Linked DNA regions of Homo sapiens: region 2 is linked to region 1. A link is an interaction called in ENCODE POLR2A ChIA-PET data of the cell type or tissue named here. Cell type or tissue: GM12878. All regions are shown on one strand. Links, peaks and the distances in the headings refer to the core of each region. The heading gives the core; the rest is flanking DNA.

Region 1 (2,814 bases), core at 284-2,783:
AGCCCTTGATCCACTAAACCCTGAGTTGACACAGCACATGTCTTAGGGAGCACAGGGTTGGGGGTAGGGTTACAGATTAACAGCATCTCAAGGCAGAAGAATTTTTCTTAGTACAGAACAAAATGGAGTCTCTTATGTCTACTTCTTTCTACGCAGACACAGTAACAATCTGATCTCTCTTTTCCCCATAGCACACATGCTCACATGAGGCAGTTTTTCCTTTACCAGTCCAGTGTTCCTAGAGGAAGGTCATACACAACTTAAATTCTGCCATTTTGCTTCTTAGTGTGCATACTTGAGCCGGAGATGTTACCGAGAAGCTGCCAATCATCAGTTTCAGGGTTTTTTCTATTTGTTGGGAGACTGCCTTTCCCTGGTGCCAGCTGCGACCAATTATTGTTTTAGGAAGGCAGTTTAATGGCCACCTGACCAACAACTGATGGTCACCTGACATTCCTGGTGAAGTGGAGAGGCCCTCTCCTGCCCTCTCATGTCTGATTAGCTACCTTCTGTAACAATACCACCATCCATAGATAATTGTAATATTGGGATTTATCCTCCTGGGATATTAAAAAATGTTAAAGAAGTAGAATCTAGAGGATTTAGTGTCACTTAATATCCTTAGACAAAGATGTTAGTCAGAGGGGAGGCACTAGGTGTTTGGAGAGTTTCTGGTTTAGGAGGTTGAATGTGATACCAGTGGGACCACAACCCCAGCCAGTGTGTAGGCTCTAGATATTGCAGGAAGGAATTCAAGGATGAGTCAGAAAATAGTGAAAGTACGGAGACTTATTGCAAGGTGAAAAGTACACACTGAAGAAAGGGGAGCGCAGGTGTACTCAAAGAGTAGTCGCCCAATAGAGTTTGGGATTTCTACCTTTCTGGGTTTCTTTAACCAAAGGGTGGGATATTCATGAAGATTCCTGGAAAAATTCCTGGATTTTTCAGAAATGTGGTGCCACCCATTTTTATACCAAATTTGTTCCTGGAACCGTCAGGGGGTTGGTGGGTGTGTGATTATGTTTTATTGTTTTTGTTGTGGGTTTTTTTTTTTCTTGACAGAGTCTTGCTTTGTTGCCCAGGCTGGAGTACAGTGGTGCGATCTCAGCTCACTGCACCCTCTGCCTCCCGGGCTCAAGCGATTCTCCTGCCTCAACCTCCCAAGTAGCTGGGACAATAGGTGAATGCCACCACACCTGGCTAATTTTTGTGTTTTTAGTAGAGATGAGGTTTCACCATGTTGGCCAGGTTGGTCTCGAACTCCTGACCTCAAGTGATCTGCCCGCCTCGGCCTCCCAAAATTCTGGGATTACAGGCGTGAGCCACCACGCCCAGCCCAGCCAACATTTTCTATTCTTCTGCCACCAGCCTGTATTATTCCTGTCTCACTAGGAATAACGGCGGTAAGAGACCACAGGAAGAGGAGTTGGATTAAAGGAAAAGTTGTTAAATTTTGTTGTGATGGTCTTGAACTCCTGGACTCAGCAATTTTTCCGCCTCAGCCTCCCAAGTAGCTGGGATTACAGGGATGAGCCAATACCACACCTGGCCTCTCGGATACTTTCTATTCTTACTTCCTGACTCCTGCCACCTTTTCTCAGCTAAAACTTCTCTTATTATGGTAACCAATGAGCTTATTTTTGTTGCCTTCAGTTAGTTTCTAGTTATTTCTCCTCTGCATTGCTTAATCCATTAACTGTTCCATCCTTCATGGTTTCCATGATAGTTCTCTAAACACTTGAAGGAAACTCTTCTTTTCCCTACTGCTTAAAGGCCAATATTTCCCCCAGGGTATCCACTCTGCCATGCGATAAGAGTCAATGACTCTCATTGCAAGGCTTAGTGGCTCACGCCTGTAATCCCAGCACTTTGGGAGGCCGAGGCGGGTGGATTGCTTGAGGTCAGGAGTTCAAGACCAGCCTGGCCAACATGGTGAAGCCCTGTCTCTACTAAAAATAAAAAATTAGCTGGGTGTAGTGGTGCACGACTGTAATCCCAGCTACTCGGGAGGCTGAAGCAGGAGAATCGCTTGAACCTGGGAGGCAGAGATTGTGGTGAGCCCAGATCGCACCATTGCACTCCAGCCTGGGAAATAAGAGCTAAACTCCATCCAAAAAAAAAAAGAAAAAAGAAAAAGAAAAGAAAAAAAAGAGCCTATGACTCTTTCTTTCTTTTTTTTTTTTTTTTTTTGAGACAGAGTCTCACTCTGTCGCCGAGGCTGGAGTGCAGTGGGGCGATCTCAGCTCACTTGAACTTCCGGGTTCAAGCGATTCTCCCACCTCAGCCTCCCAGAGTAGCTGGGACTACAGGCGTGCGCCACCATGTCCACTGCTTTTGGTTATTTTATTATTATTATTTTTGAGGCAGAGTCTCGTTCTGTGGCCCAGGCTGGAGTATGTTGGCACCATCTTGGCTCACTGCAACCACTGCTTCCCGGTTTCAAGCAGTTCTCCCGTCTCAGCCTCCCAAGTAGCTGGGACTACAGACCCGTGCCACCACGCCTGGCTAATTTCTGTATTTTTAGTAGCGATGGGGTTTCACTATGTTGGCCAGGCTGGTCTCGAACTCCTGACCTCATGATCCGCCCGCCTCAGCCTCCCAAAGCGCTGGGATTACAGGCGTGAGCCACCACGCCCGGCCTCACCTATGACTCTTTCTAGGCAACATCTAGGTCATGACTTCAACAACCGCGTATTATACACAGATGACAAATGTTTATCTTAAATGCCAGAATGATATACATAGAACTTAATACACATTTACGCCAGGGTGTACCACGAACATCTCAAATTCAGCATATCCAAATCTGAAATG
Region 2 (2,814 bases), core at 30-2,529, 990 kb after region 1:
ACATAGGGGGATCCCATCTCTAAACAATTTTTTAAAGCCCTCAATGAACATTTTTATGTGCATTCAACTCATCTTTGAGTAATTTAATGACTATTTTTTAGGATAAATTATTACAAATAAAATTATTGGGTCATTGGGTCTGTACTCTTTTTTGTTAAAGCATTTGAGCCAGATTGCCTTCTGGAAGGATCAATTTTTACTTCTACTAACAGTATAAAAAAGTCAATTTCTGGCCAGGTGCAGTGGCTCATGCCTGTAATCTCAGCACTGTGGGAGGCCAAGATGGGTGGATCACCTGAGGTCAGGAGTTCGAGACCAGCCTGACCAACATGGTGAAACCCCGTCTCTACTAAAAATACAAAAAATTAGCCGAGTGTGGTGGCAGGTGCCTGTAGTCTCAACTACTCAGGAGGCTGGGGCAGGAGAATCGCTTGAACCTGGGAGGCAGAGGTTGCAGTGAGCCACGATTGCGCCATTGCACTCCAGCCTGAGTGACAAGAGTGAAACTCTGTCTCAAAAAAAAAAAAAAAGTCAATTTCCTATTTCCTTTGAAACACTGAACATTATTCTTCTTTTCAATTAATAATATTATGTCATGTAATAGGTAAACATGGTGTTTCCTATTGCTCTTTAAAAAGTTTTATTCTTTTCTCATGTTTTTGAGACTGTATTTTATATCCTTAATAATTTAAAACATTTAGTTTATAGTTTCGTTCTAATAACTCTGCTACCTTTATCTGCTGACTCTTATTCATTGTGATGTATTTCTTCCTATTTCCTGTAATTTGGGGTTCCGAGCTCATCTTATTAAAGCTTAGTTGATGGTAATTCTGTGTGGACTGGGTTGAGTCCCTTCAGAGAGATTTATGTTTGCTTCTGCCAATTGTCCCAAGGTTATTACCCATCTGAGACCATTCTTTATATTAATTTCTTAATTTTATGTTTATGAACCACGCAAAAGTGCATCTGTGCTGGTGATGTGGGGTGTAGCATTTTGAGAGTCCTTGGATTTACTTGAGTATCTCAGTTCCTTTTCTTCTGTCCCTAAACAAATCTCTGTTACCAAAGGGAGGAAACCCCTTCCGCAAAGCCCAGGCAACTGCTTTTCAGCTCAAGTTTTCTACTCTGGATTTTAGTTACCTTGGTTTAGTTTTCTGTGGCTTTCCTGTATTTTCATGGGGTTCAGCTATGCATTTAAAAGGATATTAAGTGTATTTTACTTAGCATTTCTAGATGTTTTATAGTAGCAGGATTTTCAACTTAGTCTGCTATATCACCAGAAAGAGGAATCAGCATTGTTTAAAAAACAAAACTTTAGACAAATTAAATTTAACATAGTTTAACTGCGTAAAGAAGGATTCATGAATCAGGCAGCCCCCGAGAGCCAGAGTAAGTTCAGAGCATCTCTGGTGCTGCCACGTGGTTGGAGAGGATTTATGGACAGAAAAACAAAAGTGACATTGAGAAAATGGAAGTGAGGGACAGAAACAGCCAGACTGGTTACAGCTCTGTGTCTGCCTTTTTAAAACAAGGTTTAAACACTTAGCAACCTGTGAGTAGTTGAAGTATGGCTTCTGTGATTGGCTGAGACTTGGCTGCTTGTTGCAAGAGTAGGTTACAGTGTGTTTTCACATCGTTAGGTTACCGTTCACTACGTATGCAAAAAGCTTTTGGCCAAACTTAAAATATTTAAGGAAGCAGATTTAGACTAAATTTAATTTAACAGCATCAACTCTTCTCACTACTTTAACTTATTTCCATGATTATTAGTGTAGCTTGAGTATTTTTGATGTCTTCATGATCATTTATATTTCCCCTTATATATATATTATTATTGTTTATTTATTTACTTATTTATTTTATTTATTATTAACAGACAGGGTCTCGCTTTGTCACCCAGGCTGGAGTGCAGTGGCATGATCATAGCTCATTGCAGCCTCCAGCTTCTGGGTTCAAGTGATCCTCCTGCCTCAGCCTCCTGAATAGCTATGACTATAGGCGTGTACCACCCTGGTTAATGTTTAAATGTTTTGTAGAGAGGAGGTCTCACTATGTTGCCCAGGCTGGTCTTGAACTCCTGGGCTCGAGTGGTTCTCCTGCCTCGACCTTCCAAAGTGCCGGAATTATAGGACTGTAATTATAGGATTATAAATGAGCTACCACGCCCTGCCATTTTTTTTTTGAGTTCTTGATTCATTCATTCTGTTGGAATATTTGTTTTTTTCCTGTTGATCTGAAATACTTTAATATTCTTATTGATTAAGAATACTAAAGTTTTGTCACATAGAGACACACCTTTTTTCTTTTTGTAGAGAGAGTGTGGCTTATTTTTTGCCATATAAAACTTATAAATATTTATATAATCAAAGATACCGATGTTTTCCTTTATAATTTCTGTCTTTACTGGCTTGCTTACGAAGTCTTTCTCTGCCTCAATATTTTAGAATAGCCATCTCTTTTTTTCTAATATTTTTATGATTTTGTTTTATACTTTAAACATTTTATTTTATTTATTTTTTTGAGACAAGGTCTCACTCTGTTGCCCAGGCTGGAGTGCAGTGGCGTGATTGTGGCTCACTGTAGCCTCGACCTCCTGGGCTCAGGTGATCCTCTCACCTCAGCCTCCCTAGTAGCTGGGACTACAGGTGCACACCACCACGCCTGGCTAATTTTTAAATTTTTTGTAGAGATGGGGTTTCACCATATTATCCAGGCTAAACATTTTAAAGCAAATGGAATTTATTTTGGCATCTGATGAGGTAGGGATTTAACTTTTATTTTCCCCTAAATTGTTAGCCAATTGTCCAGTATTTA

What was found. ChIA-PET counts read pairs that join two places held together with the same protein. Peaks named below come from ENCODE experiments on the same cell type or tissue, not always from the same donor. Only the 100,000 strongest peaks of a DNase experiment are listed, where the experiment ranks them.
Region 2: POLR2A ChIA-PET joins it to region 1 with 12 read pairs; 4 of 35 experiments call an interaction of 5 or more read pairs at or near these places.

The regions. Positions count from the first base shown.
Region 1 is chr11:9,319,515-9,322,328 of GRCh38, forward strand. No RefSeq gene overlaps it. Among named protein-coding and RNA genes, the nearest start is that of TMEM41B, 6.3 kb to the left of the region's middle. RefSeq lists an enhancer at 1-886. In GM12878, for the core only: no CTCF peak of the experiment used is centred there; no DNase peak of the experiment used is centred there.
Region 2 is chr11:10,313,318-10,316,131 of GRCh38, forward strand. The region is part of intron 1 of CAND1.11 (a long non-coding RNA gene); the gene reads left to right. Among named protein-coding and RNA genes, the nearest start is that of CAND1.11, 6.4 kb to the left of the region's middle. RefSeq lists a silencer at 1,578-1,647. In GM12878, for the core only: no CTCF peak of the experiment used is centred there; a DNase peak (open chromatin) is centred at 1,564.